Regions from separate parts of the Mus musculus genome. Here region 2 is linked to region 1. The links are chromatin loops, found by intact Hi-C in ENCODE. Cell type or tissue: left cerebral cortex. All regions are shown on one strand. Each heading gives the region's core, and the rest is flanking DNA. Links, peaks and the distances in the headings are about the cores only.

Region 1 (9,829 bases), core at 1,776-6,775:
ACACCTTTAATCCTAGCATTCAGGAGGCAGAGGCAGGCAGAGCTCTTAATTGGAGACCAGCCTGGTCTACAGAATGAGTCCTAGCCAGGGCTATACAAAGAAACTCTGTCTCAAAAAAGAAAGGAAAAGGGGAAGGGAGGGAGGGAGGGAGAAGGAGGGAAGGAGGAAGAAAGGGAAGGAGAACGGGAAGGGGAAAGGGGGTACCAATAGACTGAGCAAGTCATAACAAGCCAAGAAGCAGCATCTCTCTGTGGTCTGTGCTTCAGTCCTGCCTCCAGGTTCCTGCCTTGGCTTCCCTTAATGATGGAGTGTGCACCATGAGCCAAAGAAATCCTTTCTTCCCCCATTTCGTGCCAATAACAGAGCCCTCACTCTGCTTTTCCAGAGGACTTGAGTTCAGGTCCCAGCATCTGCGCTGGGCATGTCACCACCCATAACTCCACTCTAGAGGGTCTGCTACTCTCTTCTGGTCCTTGTGGGCACTCAGAGGTGCGCGCACACACACACACACACACACACACACACTAATGAATCCTTTTTAAACTTAGCTAAAAGGACTTTGAAATTTTCAGCACAATGAAATGAGGATCGTTTAAAGAAATAAGCATACTAATACTTAATTATCAAGCAAGTGTAACATACACACGTATCAACACACTGTGGGGGCCGAGAGATGGCTGAGTGGGCCAAGAGCACTGGCTGGTTTTGCAGAGGACCCAGCACAACTCTCCATCACTGCGGTTCCAGGAGAGCCAATGCTCTCCTCTGACTACCACAGACAGCAAGTGCGTACACAGTGCACAGACACACACACACACACACAGAGAGAGAGAGAGAGAGACAGAGAGAGAGACAGAGAGAGAGAGACAGAGAGAGAGAGAAAATAGTCACATAAAAAATTGAAAATCTAATAAAAACATTTTAAACATTACATGGTATTCCACTAATGTATGCAATGTTATGCCTTCATGTCGCAGTTAAACTAAACTAAAATGAGAGCGTTGGCTGCTCTTGTAGGAACCTGGGTTCAATTCCCAGCACTCACGTGATCACTCACAACCCGCTGCAAATCCAGTATCAAAAGGATCTGACACCTTATTCTGGCCTCTGCAGGTACTAGGCACATACATACGCTCAGGCAAAACACCCAGACACACTTACAAAGAAAAGAAAGAATCAAAGAACACCTGTAGGGTGGATGCAGATACCACCATTTGATACAGGGGACTTGAGCACTATGGTTATTTTGAGACTGCTGTGGGAGGAATGCACAGCCTTCAGGATGTGGGGCTGGAGAACAGAGGGCAACCTAAAGAGACTTTCGACTCATCAGGCTGTTTGTTGTTGTTGTTGTTTTAGCTAAAGTGAGTCCCCATTTTACCTGTGCGATCAAAAGTAAAGTCTTCACTACATCTCGCCTTCACGCTGAGGCCTGCTGACACGTCTGACCACTCCACGTCTGACCACTCCACGTCTGACCACTCCACGTCTTTATTGGTGCTGGGGAGGAAACCCAAGGCTTCATGCGTACTCTGTAAGTACCGAGGCTGGTCTTGCATTCCCACTTGCTGAGGCTGGCCCTTCCCTCCCACCCAGCAGCTGCATCGGTGGCCCCCACAGTTTGGTTCCTGGTGGCAATGCTTTGTCCACATCCTCAGACCAAGGGACAGAAAAATCCCAGCCTGTGAAGCAAATCCAATCTGTAGCCTGTTTTGACCAAACTCCAGAGCTAAAGATAATTTTCTGTTTTAATGGGGAAGAAATCAAAAAGAAAGCCAAAGATTTATGACAGCTGAAACTTAGATCAAATTCCAGTTTCTGCGTCGGCAGATCATGTCCTTGGAACCCAGCCATGGATACTTGTTTACACCCCGCCTTGAGCTGCTTTCTGTCATGAAGGCAGAACCGAGCACCTTTGTGGTTCTGTGACTCTGGCTCAGGCTATTTGGCTCCTTGAGGAAGAAGTCAGCTGACCTCAGGTCTGGACATCTCCATGGGAATGTAGGGTGTCTCTTTCCTTTTGTATTCCAAGTGCTGAGAACACTGCCAGCACACAGTAGGTGCTTAGCAAACCTATCTGAACAAATAGAGGTGCATGTAGAGTCTGTTGCTTCAGCCCACTAAAGAATGTGAAACACACACACACACACACACACACACCATTACTGTCACATTCTCCAGCTCTGTCTGGCAGATATCACTCTACAGTCTCCCCGATCGCTAGCAGAGTCGTCCCTGGGAGTTTCCGTTCCTCCAAGTCCCTGGAGGAGATCATGAAGAGGGTGGCAAAGCCTGAACTTGGCAACAGTAGGGTGAGCCTTTATGTTTCTGAAATATTGACAAACCTGGCATTTTCGAAGGGATTCCTTGTCACCAGCTCCGGGTTGATGGGCTAGGCTGCATGCGTTGCACTTTGCTGCCCTCTGGTGGTCATTTGGAGAGACGGCCATCAAGGAACCTTCCTTCAATCCTTTGGTTAACTTACCAGAAATGTAGGACTTTGTCAGCTTGGGTACCGCCCCTCCAAGGTCCCCCTCACATCCTCCCCAAGGGTAATCAGGAATCAAAGCAAGATACTAGCTACCTGCCCCAGGTCTCTGCAGGACATCCAGCTTGGCACACTGATAGAGTAGGAAGGTGGCCTTGCTCCTTGTGGATCCTGAGGGGGTTGCACGATGCAAGCCCTGCCTGTTCCCTTGTGTTTTCTGCATACCCGGGAAGGCACCTCTGTGGGTGAGGACCATATGGTACAGAGAATGCTCCTCCATGGACTGTCATGGGAGGTGGATCTCTAGTCAACCCCAGAGTAACCAAGAAGTGGTTTATGGTTTAGATCTGAACTGGCCTCCCAAAGGCTCCTGCGTTCGAACGAAAGCTTCGTTCTTGTGGAGGAGTGTACAGAGCTGAGACCTCTGAAAAATGACAGGCTCATGAGGGTTCTGGCCTCATTGACGGATTAACCATTGATGGCTTCAGAACTTGATGAGATATGATGGGGGGTGGGGGGGAGTAGCTAGAGGGAGTGGGCCTAGGGCTTGTCTCTGGCAGCTATGCCTTGTCCCAGACCCCTGACCTTATTCTGTCTGTTCTACCACGCCCTCCCTAGCACCGTGTTCCACCTCACTACAGGCCCAGAGGCTGGAGCAGAGCAGCAGTGAACCAGATCCTGTGAAACCGTGAGCCAAGAGAGCCTTTTCCTCCCTTGATTTTTCCCAGGCATCTTGTCGGAGCAAGATGACTCTGACGTTGACAGAGTGATAATCGCGTGCCTCTCAGCACATCCTCACCATACTATCGACTGCTCCCTGCCTGCCTCTGCCTTAGAAACCCCAGGCTCTGGCTCGGGCCTCCGTGTGGGTGGTGCTGTGTTTATGATAAGCAGCAGCGGGCAAGTGGGGGATGTGGACAGATGACACGAAGGAGTGGGTGGGAAACTGGAGAACTCATAGGGGTCTGGTCCAGGTCCCCACTCCTACACCATAGCATCAATGTGGTGGCACCTTCACATCCTGTGTCCTTGCTCCCTGCTCTTCACCCACTCCCACCTTTATAGCCATTCCAGTTCTCCCTCACCAAGTCCACCACGGCTTTGGAGAGCCTACCAAAGCTGATGCTGAAGCCTACATCCCGGTCCCTGGGAGATGGTGCCCTTCCCAACCTTCTCCCAGCACCTCCAGCTGTCACTCATCCTCTCTATAGTACATATCACCCACAGAAACTCTTGCTTCCTCGCCATCTGTCTCCACCATGAGGAGACAGCACAGGGTGGGGACTTCGTCTTTCTCTCTCCTGTGTCACTAGCACCTAAGACAGATTCTGATCTCACTTTAGGGAACAACAATGGCTTGACACCCTTCATTGGTTGCTAGTTCAGTATACAGGTTCCACCAGAACCTATCAAGAAGATGTGTGTAACGCGCCAAACTCCAGCACAAGGGGGTGGCAGGATCTGCGTGTCTTGCATGGCTTAGGCGGCCTCCCCTCCCTTCTCTGAATCCATTTCCTCATCAGAAAAGGAAACTGCAACTCACAAGGGTGCTGTGAGCTTTGGGGGAGAAACGAAGCCATTTGAAATGAGAAAAGCAACACCTTCTAAGCTGTATTGATTGCAGTGTACAAACCACCCTGGCTGGGCCATCAAGAGCTCTGCCCAGCCTGTGCCAGGGGGCAAGGCTGTCAGGTGCCCAGCCAGCTCAAAGCACCCACACACAGCTGAGTAGTCGGGGCCGCCGTGAGCGGCGCCAGCAAGAGCTGAAGCTGGACCCAGGGCTCTGGCCATCTTCCAACAGCCTGCAGACTCCCAACTACTCTTAAGATTTTTGGTGTCAGCTCTGCATTCCCGCACCACTGCAATCAGCTACAACTGACTGCGGTCAGCACCCGTGGATGAGGACCTGTCTCAACAGCTCCAGCCGTGCTCCCCTGACCTCCCAAGTGGGTCATTATCCTCACCCAGATTGCACAGATTCGTCATCACATATCCTGTGTCTCCCTCCTTCTCATCTCCAGTGCCAGTGGAGACCAAAGCAAACCAGAACAGAGCCCACCAGAGCGGCGACCTTTGAACTAGCCCATCCCTCCATTTGCCCAGAGCAGGGAAGGGTCATTTGACACAGATTACCCCTCTGGGCAGCTAGATTGTCCAAGCCTGAGCTGCTTTGCTTCTTTACAAGTTTGCAAGCCACCCCAGGTAAGCTGGAAGGTACTGAGGTGAAGGAAAATCAGCAGCAGAGAATGTGGTACCCATGTTCCCTCTAGTGGCCACAATGCAGAACTGCAGGTGTGGAAGTTTTTAAACCAACTATTGACGGATCTCAAAACGGATTTCCCTCATGGATCCCAGGCATTCACTGAGTAGTCCTCTTGCCATTGTCCAGCACTCAGCCACTCTCATGGGCATTCTGACACCCACCTCAGGCACACCTGGGACCCACCAGCTGTACCCTCTTAGGGGTGATCTCCAGTTCCCCGTTCTTCAGATCTTTATGTTTTTTTTTTTTTTTTTTTTGGTTTTTCGAGACAGGGTTTCTCTGTGTAATCCTGGCTGTCCTGGAACTCACTTTGTAGACCAGGCTGGCCTCGAACTCAGAAATCCGCCTGCCTCTGCCTCTGCCTCTGCCTCCCCAGTGCTGGGATTAAAGGCGAGCGCCACTAACGCCCGGCTCCTTTATGCCTTTCTTGAGGCTGAGACATAACAGCATTGAGGTGTATGCCAGGAGTAACCTACAGAGGTTGGAAAGGTCAACTCTCAGATACTAGCGGTCAGGTACATAGAACAGACCAGGGGAGCTGCCTCTGTGTCCCACTGTAGATGACACAGCCATTGCCCAGGGGGAACAGGAGATGTGACCTTTAAGGCAATATACCTGTTTGAAAGGCTGTCTCAAATGCATAGTCTACCCAGACCTAAGAGGCCTTGGTTGGATTCAGGCCAGGGTCCTCCTCACTGGAGAGCTCTGTAGAGGCCACGCTGCCAACAGAACCTTCGAAGACGGTGAACATAAACCACCACTGTTTTTCAAAGTGTTGTTTATTGAGTCGTTTGTAGCCATCGCCAAGTGTGATCCTGAGAGGCAAGCGAGAGAGAGAATTCTTGGACCCATTTCAGAGGCTGTGACACTGAGGCCAAGACAAGCTCCAGGCAGGCTCAAAGTCATGGTGAGTATGGAGAGGTCTGAGACAGCAGGCTCCTAAGCCACACACAGATACATCCCACAGTAGACCAGGGGACACAGGTGCCTGCCCTACCCTCCATCTGCCCCCCCCCCACGAGCTCTGGAAGGGCCACCACCTCACAGCAGCAGGGTAGAGACTCCAGGTGCACTTACGAGTGTGCATGCACACACACAGGTACACACCCCCGACACAGAGCTCTGTGGCAAACAGCCCCAGTCTAGTCCCCAATGGTTTCCTCAGTGGGTAATGAGCACCAAGGTCACAAAACCTCCGGCTCAGGTCGTAACAGACGTCCCACAGGCCTTGCCATTGTGAGCGAGGCAGAGTGTCCTGGGAGGCCCCCACTAGAGCCCCACGGGCCAGGCACATGGCCATCACCCCTGGCAGCCTCACCAGTTGGCCTTCACCGCCTTGATGTCACTCACGAGGTTCTGGGCCAAGCAGAGGCCAAATATCTGCAAGACAGAGAGCAGGTGAGGAAGAAGAAAGAGCTTCAGGCAGGAGGAGGGTGGGCAAGCCAAGGCTGTACCTGGAGGAGGGCGATCCCCACCAAGACCCCGGCCACCACGATCAGGTTGTCTTGTAGCCACTTCTCAAACTGGCCCACACAGCCTTTGGTGTAGATGGAGCCCTGCTGCTCGAGCTCCTGAGGAGACACGAGACCAAGCTCGGCCTGCCCACCTCAGCTCAGATCCCCCGCCCCTCTTCCACCTTGATCAGCCCACCCCTGCTCCAGTGCCCTCCCTGACAATGTCAGCTCCTTGGAATTCTGCCACAGGGCCGTTGCACAGCCTGGCTGTCTCCTCTGAAGAGGCTTTCCCTGACTCAGACTCTACCTGTCAACCTTCTAAATTCTCTCACCTGAGCTATCTCAGGACTGTCCATTTAATGAGCCTACAATGTCACATTTTTCTCCACCGATTCCCTGAGTGCAGAACTGACCCCTTAGCTCTGGATCAAGCAAGGTCTAGAGCGGTGCCAACCACAGCAGGCGCTCCACAGAAGTGGAATGAGCAACCCAATACCTCAAACCTACCCAGGGCCAGTTCCACCCTGAAGAAGCCCTTAGACCTTTCCACAAGACCTTAGGAGAGGTCCCCATGTCACCCCCTGTACTCCAGGCTACCCTCAACCCTGTCCCCACCCTTCTCACCAGTTTGAGTCGGATGTCATAGCCACACTGGGTATTGAGGACATCTTCCTGAGGGGAGACAGGCTATTAGCAATACGCTAAGGGAATACCAGCGGGCTCACCCGGGTCCTCAACTCTAGTGCCCCTCCTTCACAGAAAAGCAAACGGAAGCTTGGGTTTACCATGTCTGCTCAACTGCAGTGAAACTCCAGACTTCTTCGTTCTCTCACGGACACGGGAGCACACTGATATGCACCTCCCTACTGCTAAGAGATCCTCCCTCCTCCCAGGGCCCACTCACCGCTGGGTCCCTAACACAGCAGGAAAAGGGCACCCCACAGCGCTCACGGCTTGGGTTCAAGTCAGTGCAGTTGAAGTAGATATTGAGGTTCCAGTCATTGGGCCCTCGGGCACCACAGCAAGACCACTAGGGGGAGAGAAGAGTCCAGAGGGAACAGCTGGAAACCAGGCCCAACCCTAGAGTCTCACCCAAAGGAGAAGGCTGGCTGGCTGGCTGGCTGGCTGGGAGAGCCAGCTTCCACTCCCCCCAGTAAACAGGCCTGAGCTCCTAAGAATCTGAGTGGGTAAGGAGACCTCGAGAGGTGAGGCACTGAGTTGCAGGTTGTGGCTTCCTCATGGACTCCCCTGAGGGTCAGGAGCAAGGCCAAGCCCTGCGAGGATCGAGGCATTTCAGACTCACTGTGTGGACAGGAGAAGAAGCCCAGACAGATTTCCCTCCCTACCCCCCTTTCCATCCCAGTCCACTCCACAAATGCTTGCTGGCATCCTGGTGGAGCCCCAGTTCGCCTCCCAGAATGCACTTGCTAGTCTTGCCAGATGTGGCCATGGCAAGCCCGAGTCTGTGGCACAAGAGCCTGGGACAGGGCAGAGCCCCGAGTGAACTATGCCAGCTGCTGAAAAGCTGGCCGTGAGGCTACAAAGGCTCCCAGGTGAGTGTGGGACAGCTCTAGTCGTAGACTCGGACCCTATGAGCACAGCCGGGGGCGTGACGCCTGGCCATGTGGCTTGTGTGTGCAGGTCTCAGACACAGCTGAGCCCGCACCTGCCCTGTCACCTGCCAAGTGCCTGCTGTCTCTGTTGGAGAGCCGTCCTGTTCCTTACACCCCTCCTCACCGTTGGCGACAAGGTCACACAGTTCAGAGGCTGCCCCACCCTGCTGGCTCCAATTCCACCCTCCCTGGTACGTTCTCTCCTCCTGCCCCCATCCCGCTGCCCCTCCCCCAGCCCTAGTTTATATGTTCAGCATCCTCTCCCCAACACACTGCCTTCACGAAGGGAACAGGCTGCACATTTTTAAAACACTGAATCTCCCCGCACCTGGCTCGGGGCCTGGTGTATGCCAGGCCTGTCCCAATTCCATACTGAATAGAGAAAGGAACTGCAGGCGACAGGATTGCCTCTGGCCTGCACAGCTTCAGGGTACTGCTGAGCCCCAGGGCCAAATCTTGGTGAAGGTGACTGGGTGTGACAAGGGGTGGCCCTGGGGGATTACAAGGACTGGAATGTGCAGGTGGAGAGGGTTTCCATGGCTCTAAGTACAGAGCATGCAGTTATAGATGGTGCATGATGCTGGATGAAAATAAGCTAGGCTAGGGCTGGAGAGATGGATTAGTCATTAAGAGCACTGGCTGCTCTTCCTGAAGACCCAAGTTCAAGTCCCAGCACAAACACAGCAGCTCACAACTGTCTGTAACTCCAATTCCAGGGATCCAGTGCCCTCTTCTGGCTTCTTTGAGCACTAGGTACACACACACACACACACACACACACACACACACACACAGTCAAGGGGCATCAGCAACATAGCCCTGGCAGATACTCTGGGCGCAGACTGAATAGAAAGAGAGACCTGCACTGTATACTCCATTTCCTCCTCTGGCCACAGTTTCACAAGCCTGTGTCTCTCTAGGACTAGGCACAAGGAAGCCTGCGGAATAAGCAGCAGCTGGCTTCTCCTGGGTCAGGGTCTCTCAAAGGTTCCTTCCCTGGCATCCGCTGGCCTGGGTGGGTTAGGAAACGGTCCGTGCACACACAGAACTTGCTCCCTCTCTCGTGTGTCCATCAGGGGTCACACGCATGAGGCCCACACTCACGTATTCCTGAGCAAAGTCGATAAGGTTCTGAAGGTCGAGATCATCCCGGTAGGCTTTGACATTGTTGTTGATGAAGAGATTAAGTTGGTCTCGGATCCAATCCTTGAAGACGAAGGCCAGGATCCCCGCGGCCAGCTCCAGGAAGAAGATGAGGCCGAGGAACACAGAGAACTGGGTTGGGGGCACACAGATGATGGGCATTGAAGAGGCGTGACTTCTGTGGACAGGGAAGCGCTCCCACTACCTCTGCCACAGGCTTCAGGCTCCACCCTCTATTACTCAAGTGCTGCCCCCTACCGGCCCTGCTAGGCTACCACTGAGCTTGCTCCCTGCCCCTTAGCACCTTGTTCTGTTGCTAAAAGACAGCGCGGTTTTACCTGTTCCTTGTCTGGTCACCCTGACTAGGCAAAAACTGAACGGAAAGAGGTTAGGAGTCTCTGGTGGATCTGGGGTAGAGAGAGACTTAGAGAAAGACTCACGAACTTGAGCAGGAAGGTGTTTTCCCGGAGGGCCCCAATGCAGCCGGCGAAGCCCAACACTGACATGACTCCCCCCACCACCACAAACAGCCACACGGGGTCAAGACCGCCCAGATCTGTCAGCGCCGAGATGTTGGAGAGAACGCCCTGCACCGGGGAGCAGACAAGTGTGAGGGAGTGACACCCCTCCCCCTCCCCCTCCCCCCTGGGCAGCCCCTCCCTCTTACCTTCTCACCCCAGGCCCAGAGGCCAATGGCCAGGAACAGGGCTCCCAGCACCTACAACAGCAGGGAGAGTTCAGGGCTGGGACCCAGCACCAGGGCTCTTGACCACCCTTGATCCATCCTTGGCCATCAGAAAGCTGAGAGACATGCCCCACCCCCACCCCATCCCCAAAGCTGTGAATGGGACTTAGCCCCGCCCCCACT
Region 2 (9,829 bases), core at 2,617-7,616, 80 kb after region 1:
GCCCTTCTGCCTGCCTCCCAACCATGCTGTCATCCCTGCAGCTCCCTACACAGCCCTGCTACCTTTGATAGCACAGATGACATCATCAGTAAAGGTCTGCAACTTGCTTTAGTGGGAGCCCCAGAACAGAAGTCAGATTGGCTTCGCCTCTGAGCACTGGGCTCAGCAGAGGACCTGGTGGGAAGCCAGTGCTGAGCCAGGGGTTGAGATAGAAGCTATTCTTTGTCTTTCCCCCCTACTCATCCCACCATCATTGTCTTCTCTTCAGTTCTGTTGAGTCTTGCTTGGGAAATGAGCCCCTCATAAGCAACCAGAGAGGGTTCTTCCAAAGGCAAGACTAATCCACTCCCGCGAAGATGCTCTGTACTTGGCCAGTTCATTTGCCAAACACCTCTCTGGATCTATAAGGATACCATGGATCTGACAGATCAGAACATTTCTTCCAGGAAACTCTTTAAGAGTAAAGACCAGGCCCAGAGTGCTGGAGAGATGGCCCAGAGGTTAAGAGCCCAAGCTGCTCTGACAGAGGACATGGGTTCAATTCCCAGCTCCTACACTGCAGCTCACAACTATCTATAGCTCTAGTACCAGAGGATCTGGCACCCTCACACAGACAAATGCAGGCAAAACACCAATGTGCGCATGTGCGCATGTGCGCATGTATGCGCACGTGGGCACACAGAGAGAGAGAGAGAGAGAGAGAGAGAGAGAGAGAGAGAGAAGGAGCGAGTCCACTGAGATCTGGACTACAGCCCTGAGAATGCCAGAAAAGCCTTGGACCATCCACAGGAAGCCTCAGCCCCTGAGGGACAGAGGGACAGAGGGACAGCCTGTCAGGACCCACAAGCCCCTTCTCACAAGATGTCCCTCCAGGTCAGCCTAAAGGAGAGCTATTCTTAGCCTCATTCTCTGTGTTCTTTGTGTTCTGGATTTTAGTGCTACTATTGGCCCTTTAGTAATACCACCCATTGGGGCTGGAGAGATGTCTCAGAGGTCAAGAGCACTGACTGCTCTTCCGAAGGTCCTGAGTTCAATTCCCAGCAACCACAAGGTGGCTCACAATCATCTGTAATGGGATCTGATGCCCTCTTCTGGTGTGTCTGAAGACAGCTACAGTGTACTCATATACATAAAATAAAGAAATAAATCTCTAAAATAACAATAATAGCGCCCATTTCTTGTTATTTGTTCTTTGTTTGGATCTTTGTTTTTGTTTGTTTGCTTGGGTTGTTTGTTTTGCTTTTCTCAAAACAGGTTTTCTCTGCATAGTCCTGGCAGTCTTGGCTAGCTTTCTAGACCAGGCTAGCCTTAAACTCAGAGATCCCTCTGCCTGTGCCTCCCTGAGTGCTGGGATTAAAGGTGTGCGCTGTCACACCTTGCTTGGATCTTACTTTTTAAGTAAGCCACATCGAATCATTTTGGAATGAGTTGGGAATGTGTATATTAAAGAGCAATTTGTTTGTGAAGGCCTGTTGCACACCAGCCCTGCACAGGGTACAATAGGTCCTTTGTCTCATTATACCCTGCTGACCCCATGAATAAGAACCACAACGCTTGGTTTTCTAAGAGGAAATAGATGCCTAGAGAAATTGAACAACTTCCTCAGGGCCACACTGTAGAGCTGAGACTTTGTGCAGTGGCGGCATGGTTCCCTCCCCAATGGTCCCTGACCAGGTCCTGTGTGGCTCTAACCTGGATGGTCACAGAGACATTGCCATTCTCCTCCGGCACGAAGACGTTATAGGAGCCTCGGACCACAGGCGGGTTGTCATTGATATCCAGCAGAGTGATCTCCAGGGCGGTGGTGGTCGACTGGTTGCCACCGTCAGTGGCCTGCAGCGTGAGGTAGTACACAGCCTGCTTCTCTCGGTCCAGCAGCGTGCCATTTTTCACCGTCAGATTCCCTGAGTTTGGCTCCACCTCAAACAGGTCAGCTCTGCTCGGGGTGGCCAGATTAAGCCAATCAAAGGACAGGGTGTACATGCACTTACTTTGAATTTCAGACAAACGAAAACACAGACATAAATGACCCTTGTGCAGTATTCCCAATATACTCATAATGGTGGATTGGTCCAGCTGTGAGTGCTCTCATGCTTCCAGGTGTTAGACATTTGGTCCATAGTGTGTGATGATGTCAGGGGTTGCAGGAGCCTCTGGGAGGTAGGACCTTTTGGGAAGTTGTCCCTCGTCCCTTCCCTTCCCTTCCTCTGGTTCCCTATCTTGTCATGTGATCTCTCTGTGTCATACAGGACCCCATCATGTGATTCAGTATACTATCAAGTCCTCACAGGGCACAGTGGATGACACCCCACGCCTCTGAGTCTCCAGAACTAAATAAACCTTCCTCTTTGTAGAATACCCTGCCCCGGGTATTTTATTATAGTCATAGAAAACCAATAATGTCTTTCCAATTGTTTTTCTGGAATGGACACACAGCTGGGCACTTTGTACTTTTTTCAGGGTGCTCTGTTGTTTCTCCCAGCCCCATGGCAAAGTAGAGAAGATTCCCATCCCCCACGCCCACCCCCAAGCACCTTAAGATCTTACCCATTTCCTGGAAGCAGACTGTAGGTGATAGGACCCCATTCATCCCCATCCAGGTCTGTAGCCTGTAAGGCAAAGATGGCAGAACACTGGAAACAGGGCCATCTGTGTCACCAAGAGACCCATCTGACACAGTTGCTGTGCATCCTGGCTCCAAAGCTCACCATGTCTGCATTCACACCTAGACACTCCACACACCCAGATACATCGTACGCACACTCGCAGAGACCCAGTGTCACTGAATGAAACAAAGTCTGGGACAGTCTGAGCTCAGGCCTGCTCAGCAGCTCTCCCCCAGCATGATCCAGCCAACATCACTCACCTGGATTTTGTCAGTGACCAGATAACCTGTTGGACAGTGCTCTGGCACAGTGAGTTCATACAGGCTCTGAGAGAACACAGGCCTGTGGTCATTGATGTTTCTAAGGTGGATGGTCACCGTGGCAACAGAGTAGTTGTTGCTGACTGAGTCAGTGGCCACAACCTGAGGACAGAAGAGCATGCATCGGTACAGGGTACAAGGGCCCAGTTGCCAATGGTGCCCGTATCCCTCAGCATCTCAGCACACCATACCTCCACAACCATCACTGTCTCCTTCTCATAGTCCACCATCTCTGAGTTTCTCACCACCACCTGCACACTGACAGACCCTGCTGCTCGCTCTGGGGACACATTGAAGGCTTCAGCATCCTGGCCATTCAGGGACAGCAGGAAGGTACCATTGTCGCCCTGTAAAGGAGGGTGATATAATACGGACTGTGCTGCTGCCGTCACCTTCCTGCGTCTTTCCCTCCCTCTCCAAGCTCTGGCCTTCCACAGAAGCTCTGCCCGGTGAGACAGTGAGATGCACAGAGGGAGTCAGAAAAGACTGAGACAGTAGTCCAGGCCTATGAAGTTGGGCTGGCTGCTCAGCTGTACCAACGCAGCCTCGCCCACCCTTCACCACTGCCAGCTTACCACACCCGCCAGCCTACGCTCACCACTGAGCAGCCTCCACTCCACCCCACGTCGTCGCCCCAGGGAACCGTGGCCGTCCCCGTCACTCACTACCATCCTTTCCTGGTAATTCCTTCCAGGTTGACTCAGATCACTTGGAACACCACCTTTCTCTGAGGCTCCTTACTTCCCCAAACCACAGGCTACCCAGAGCCAACAGCACCCGAAACACAACCACCCACTGTTGCCTAGCACCTAATGTCAACCCCCACTCCACACAGCCTCTGCTTAGCACCCCTCAGCATTCCCCTGGACATCACCAAACAGCACACAACAACAACCTCCTCTTTGTAGATCCCTGCTGCCCGCCATATTACCACCATATTACTACCTCCCCTCCCCACGGACCCCACACATTGCCCTGCCTTGTGCTCTGTAATTCACTGTCACGTCAACCTCAACCACTATCAGTCTCTTTCCCCACCTTCCCTCCCCCTTTGCTGCTCCCCTCCCACATCTGTGATCTTCCCCTTCCCCAGTCCTCCGACATCAGTGTCCCTCCCCTCTCCCCTGCACCTGCCTGGTCTGGATCATAGGCCACCATGGTCAGACCATCGATGGAGATTCGGGCAGAGGCATGCTCGTCCACGTAGCCTATGAAGTTGACTTGGGCCTCCTGGGGGCTAAAGGAGCAGCCAGGGAGGCTGCAGTTGTAAAATTCCGGCTTGTGGTCGTTGACATCTGTCACCCTTATTGTGACCCACATGCTTGCCTTGGCCTCTTGCCCGTAGATGTTCAGATTCTTCTCGGTGGCCTGAGGTGCAGAACAGAAGCCAACGAGCAGAGAGCGGTGCTCAGAGAGAGTGAGAGCAAAAGCCAAGGGGTTAGAGACGGGGAGTTCCACTCACCGTGACCTGTATCTGCACTTCTTCGTTTTCCAGAAGCAGCTGCTCTCTGTCCAGGGAGCCATTGACGAAGATGACCCCATCTTCCCTGATGTCGAACCACCCAGGCCTCGTGGAGTCTGATAGAGGGAGGCACTTGCAGCAGCTGTTTGCAGGGGCTCTGACTACCACGCCCCACCCCAGCCTCACCCAAGCCTTCTCCAGGGGACACCCAGGTTCTCACTGGAGACACTGTAGGTCACAATGTCATTGATGCCTTTGTCACTGTCCACAGCCTCCACGGTCAGCACGGACGTCCCCTGGGAGGAGGCTCGGTGAGTGCATCTGATCTTCTTCTCAGGCGGCCATGGCTACCCAGCACCCTCACCCCATACCACCTCCCCCAGCACATACCAAGGTGGCATCCTCAGCCACAGAGGCTGAGTAGAACTCCCTGATAAACCGAGGGTCCAGGTCTGGCTCATCAATCACTGAGATGGATACGAAGACCGGCTGGGAGCATTGGGTTTTTGGCTTGTTATCCAATATTCCCCCTGAGTCCTGTAGGGGAAAGAAAGCCTTCTGTGAGCCAGTGCCACAATGATGAGCCCCCTAGCTCTGCTTACACCCCACTCACACAGGCCTTCAGCTCCAGCTGGTAGAAGGCACTCTTGTTGTTGTAACTGAGCGTGTCATTCAGTACAATGGAGCCATTTTCCAGGATGCGGAAGAGATTATTGCTGTTGGCGGTGCTGGGGATGACCTGTGACACAGAGAACAGTTGGGTGAGGTCCCAGTGACACCACTGTTCCTCCTTACTGGCAGAGACATAGGGTCAAATCCTGGCTCTACCATGGGCCAGAGCACAAACGTGTCCAAGGAACTTAATCTCTCGGAGCCTCGGTTTCTCCCCTGGACTGGTATAGATGCCTGGGGGGGGGGGGTTGAAACTAAGTTTTTAGTTGGCGTACAAAAAGTTCAAAAAACACACGTGCCTCAGTTATCTGGGTAAGTTTGAGCAAGAACCCAGGGCCTCCCTGAGCCTTAAGCTCTCCTGGGAGCTATGAGTGTTTTAGCTTATAGGAGGCCTTGACAGTGCTGGTGAAGGGGGTGGAGGCAAGATTGGGTCCTCCCTCAGCAACTGGGAAAGTGTGACTTCTCCCTGTTGGGGGCTGAGGGTGGGGGGTGGGGATGGGGATGATCCGGAAAAAGGCTGGGGAGCCAGGGTTGTGGTTGTCTGTGAAGATGCTGCCCCCTGGTGGACGTAAGACACAGTGAGGCCGGCTCCCACCTGGGGCCCCAGGGACTCTTCACACTCACCTTCTCTATGAAATATTGCACCAAACCGGCTGTCCCTGTGTCCTTGTCCTCTGCCAGCACAGAAAACACCACAGAACCGACTGGCAGGGTCTGTAAGAAGGGGCTTTTCACCTGTATGTCCCTCCCACCCCAACCCTGGGCTGGGCCTTCAGCAGAGGCATCAGATGGTTAAGATGGGAATGCCCAGCAGGACAGCCCCACACACACACCCGATGAGCCTGAGATGTACAGTTAAGGCCATAAGTGAGAGAGCATTCTAGCCTGGGTATGGCTCTCCCCTACTCAGATATTCCTGAAGGCTCCCTGTAGCCCTATGGCCCATGGCCACGGTCGGATTCCCTCACACTTGGCTTCTGAAAGTTTCCCATTCTTCCCAGAACATGGCTCAAACAGTTTCAGTGGCCCTCAGAAGTCAGGCTGCTGCCTGTCTCTACCCTCCCCATGCTCTATCTACCCTCTAGCCTCTGAGGCCAGTCTCACCACTGCCTGAGGATTCCTGTCAGTCCAGACCTCTGCATCCTCTCTAGGTGGCCTAAAGTGACTGGATGGAAAGCCAGGCCAGTGTGTGCTGAGACCACAGAGAAATGGCCAGTCTTTCTGCTGAAGCTGCAGAGGCAGTGAGATAGCTCAGAGCCAGAGACACTAGGCTGCACACCTCAGGGCAGAGGCAGCCAGTGACAGAGAGACAGCAGTGACAGGGAGACAGCAGTGACACAGAGAGACAGCAGTGACAGAGAGATGGAGTGACACAGAGAGACAGAGTGACACAGAGACTTCAGTGACAGAGAGACAGCAGTGACAGAGAGTGACACAGAGATGGAATGACACAGAGAGATGGGATGGAGTAACACAGACTGCAGTGACAGAGAGATGGAGTGACAGAGAGATGGCTGTGACACAGAAAGACAGGATGGAGTGACACAGAGATGGAGTGACACAAAGACAGCAGTGACAGAGAGATAGAGTGACACAGAAAAACGGATTGACACAGAGATGGCAGTGACATAGAAAGATGGCAGTGACACAGAGACAGCAGGGACACAGAGATGGAGTGACAGAGAGACAGCAGTCACGCAGATGTGACAGGCATAGGTAACACTGTCACCACCGACACTGTCTAAATCAGCATACCTCCATTCTTCAGAAATATGCGATAATCACCTTTCTCTGTGTACTTTTCCTACAACTGAGAGATTTCTAATCTGAAGTGCTTTCCTGTAAAAAAGACGCCCCTGTTGTTATGGCCCTGCACCTCCCAGACCAGTTTCCAGGTCTCGCTCTACTGAGTAGTATCTTGGATGCCCTCCCCATGCCCTGCCCCACTAAGACCCCGGAGATACCTCATTGATGCTGGTGGAGAATTCAGTGTTCAGGAAAACAGGTATGTTATCATTTCTGTCTTCCACAATCACTTGCATCTCGGCTGTCTGCAGATGAGAAAGCCCAGGTGAGGTCAGAAAATATAACTTACAATGCCAGGATAGCTTCAGGGATGCTACACAAAATGCTGCTATCTAGCAGTATGATGTATGCCCCTTCCCTCCTCCATCCTCCCTCTCCATCCTTCATGGTTATGCGTGCGTGCGTGTGTGTGTGTGTGTGTGTTTGTGTGTGTGTGTGTGTTGTATATTAGGTGCATGTGAAGTTGCAAGCATTCAGTTTTTTAAATCTGGAACGTGTTTGCTCCATAACAGGGCATGGTTTAGCACTTTTTCTTCCCGTACTGTAATCCTTGATCAACCTGAGTACCCGATGAAGGGAATCAACTAAAGTACCCTGAAGGGTTCCCACGCCGTGAAACAGACGTGATGTTCTGTGCAACCTTGTGAGTGCCAGCAGAAAGTCTTTGACCAGATGCAGTCCCTTGGCACTGAGCCAGAACCATGAGCCATAATAAATCTGCTCTCTTAACTGCCTTTATTTATTTAAACAGAGCCTCACCTATCCTAGGCTGGCCTGAAACACACAGTAGCCAAAGGTGGACTTGAGCCGGGCAGTGGTGGCACACGCTTTTAATCCCAGCATTCGGGAGGCAGAGGCAGGCGGATTTCTGAGTTGGAGGCCAGCCTGGTCTACAAAGTGAGTTCCAGGACAGCCAGGGCTACAGAGAAACCCTGTCTTGAAAAACAAAACAAACAAACAAACAAACAAAAGAACTATAGATTCTTGTGCCTTCAGCTCCCAACCACTGAGATTACAGGCTTTTGCCACCAAACCACCATGACTTTAACAGGAGGATAGAGGAGGAGGGCTGGGGGAGCCACTCAGTGAAAGAAAGAAAAAATGGGGTGTATGCAGAGACTTGGAGACAACATTACGCCAGTCACTGAGCAGACACAGTAACTTTGAGACAACAGACACAGTCAAGACCACTCTGTTGCTCTTCTAGAGGACCAACAGTCAAACCCAACACCCATGTGGTGACTAATGACTGATGCGGCTCCAGTTCCAGAGGACCCAGCGCCCTCTTCTGGCCTCTGTAGGCATCAGGCATGCCCACAGTGTAGGGGCATACATGCAGGCAAAGCATTCACACACATGAGGTAAAAGATAATAATTTTTAAAAATCAGTAGTTATATTAGTACAAGCCAACACTGTCATTTTATAATCCAAATACTTAGTAGCTAGTAAATATCAAACGCTGGGTCATGTTGTATGACGAGGTAAAACACATCCTTCTGAAAATAATCAACACTGAAACACTATCAACTGGGGTACTCTCTGCTTGCCTGAAATAGACACGCGGTCAGAGGTGGACGCTTGGCACCATCTGCCCCACCCCTGGCCACCCTCCCCTCTCTCCTTTCACTCACTCTGATGTTGAGACCATCACTTGTGGAGATGGTGATCTTGAAGAAAGGAACTGTCTGTAGCAGCAGGGAGAAAAGAAGCCCTGTTCAGTGGGGGACCCCAACCATGCTCCCAGAACTCTGGCTCCAAGCACCGCCCCTGCCTGTTCCCTCTCCCCAGGCTTTCCCTGTCCCACCATCCTCTACCTCAAAGTCCAAAGGGCTGGCAAGCTTCACTTCCCCAGTGTTCGCGTTGACGGAGAAGTAGCTGGCGTTTGGGCCACTGATTCCATAGGTCAGGTGGTCATTATCACTGTCTGTAGCCACCAACCAGAAGGCCACGGCACCTACAGATGAACAAGGCTGACCCGGGTCCATGCCTACCTCTTTTAGGGTGGTTTGATTCAGCGGCCCACAGGGCAGAGATGCAGATGAGACTTGAGAGCTGGGATTCTGATCCCCCCCCAATCACCACCAATCCCCCCACAAACACACATCACCACCGAGAGCCTCTCTTCCTGTCTCTGTGCACTACGCGTCAGTAAGACTAGAAATGGCTGTACAGTGTTCTGTGGAAGACGCACTCTTGGCTGGAAGGTACATTGGCCATTTAATGGCTGGTTTTGTTTTGTATTGTTTTTGTTAAAACTGTGTTAAACGACCATCTCATGATAAGAGAGACCCTTTCTGATTAGAAAATGCTACGATGCAGGAAGATATGATTCTGGCTCGAAGGAAACATGGGAGGGATGCTTATCTGAGGTGTTCTGTCCTCAAGCTGATGAGCAAGAGTCCTGACTGAGGTCCTCTGTCCTACACAACCCCAGAATCAACCAATCTCAAATGGATCAGCAGAACGATTTTGTATCCAGAGAGGCTGGTTCCAGGACACTCCTGAGATGCTGAAATCAGTGGATACCCAGGACCGTCATGGAAAGTGGTGGGGCTTTTGCTGTAGAACCCAAGCCTGTCTTCCCTGATTTCAAATCCCCTCTAGATGACTGTAACACTGACTATGGTGGAAATAGTTGATTTATGAAGTAAGGACAAGAATAAAAGTTACTACAACCCCTCCTCCCACCCCCACCCCCACCCCCACGAGTATTTTAGCCCCTGGTGGCTGAACCTGCACTGTTAAACCATACATGCAGAGGGCTGACTGCACATGTGATCATTCAAGGGCTGTTCCTTAGACATGGGCAGGAGGTATGTGAGAATCTCAGGATAAACGCTGGGCTCTGTCTCAGCATAAAGACCCTTACTCACCCACTGGTAAGTCCTCTGGCAGGGTTACTAATGTCATATTGACCCCAAATGATGGTGGCGAGTTGGCTGTCACTGTAGGGACACACAGA

The links. Peaks named below come from ENCODE experiments on the same cell type or tissue, not always from the same donor. Only the 100,000 strongest peaks of a DNase experiment are listed, where the experiment ranks them.
Region 2: a loop joins it to region 1, with 6 times the contacts of the local background. A loop is called at or near these places in 7 of 42 quality-filtered maps.

The regions. Positions count from the first base shown.
Region 1 is chr13:54,792,459-54,802,287 of GRCm38, reverse strand. It overlaps Tspan17 (tetraspanin 17), which reads right to left. Exons shown (of 8, transcript NM_028841.3): 2 at 9,629-9,679; 3 at 9,402-9,548; 4 at 8,923-9,093; 5 at 7,110-7,235; 6 at 6,830-6,877; 7 at 6,206-6,322; 8 at 5,513-6,131. The coding sequence ends at 6,066. Among named protein-coding and RNA genes, the nearest start is that of Tspan17, 8.0 kb to the right of the region's middle. In left cerebral cortex, for the core only: CTCF peaks have their summits at 2,430 (motif pointing left) and 4,763 (motif pointing left); DNase peaks (open chromatin) are centred at 3,353, 3,807, 4,758, 5,359 and 2 more places; H3K27ac peaks cover 2,026 bases.
Region 2 is chr13:54,712,908-54,722,736 of GRCm38, reverse strand. Cdhr2 (cadherin-related family member 2) reads right to left here. Exons shown (of 32, transcript NM_001033364.3): 3 at 9,741-9,812; 4 at 8,682-8,821; 5 at 8,499-8,552; 6 at 7,025-7,111; 7 at 5,685-5,774; 8 at 5,002-5,127; 9 at 4,779-4,925; 10 at 4,609-4,684; 11 at 4,389-4,504; 12 at 4,061-4,294; 13 at 3,118-3,273; 14 at 2,867-3,028; 15 at 2,548-2,609; 16 at 1,693-1,936. Among named protein-coding and RNA genes, the nearest start is that of Cdhr2, 16 kb to the right of the region's middle. In left cerebral cortex, for the core only: a CTCF peak has its summit at 5,640 (motif pointing left); a DNase peak (open chromatin) is centred at 5,563.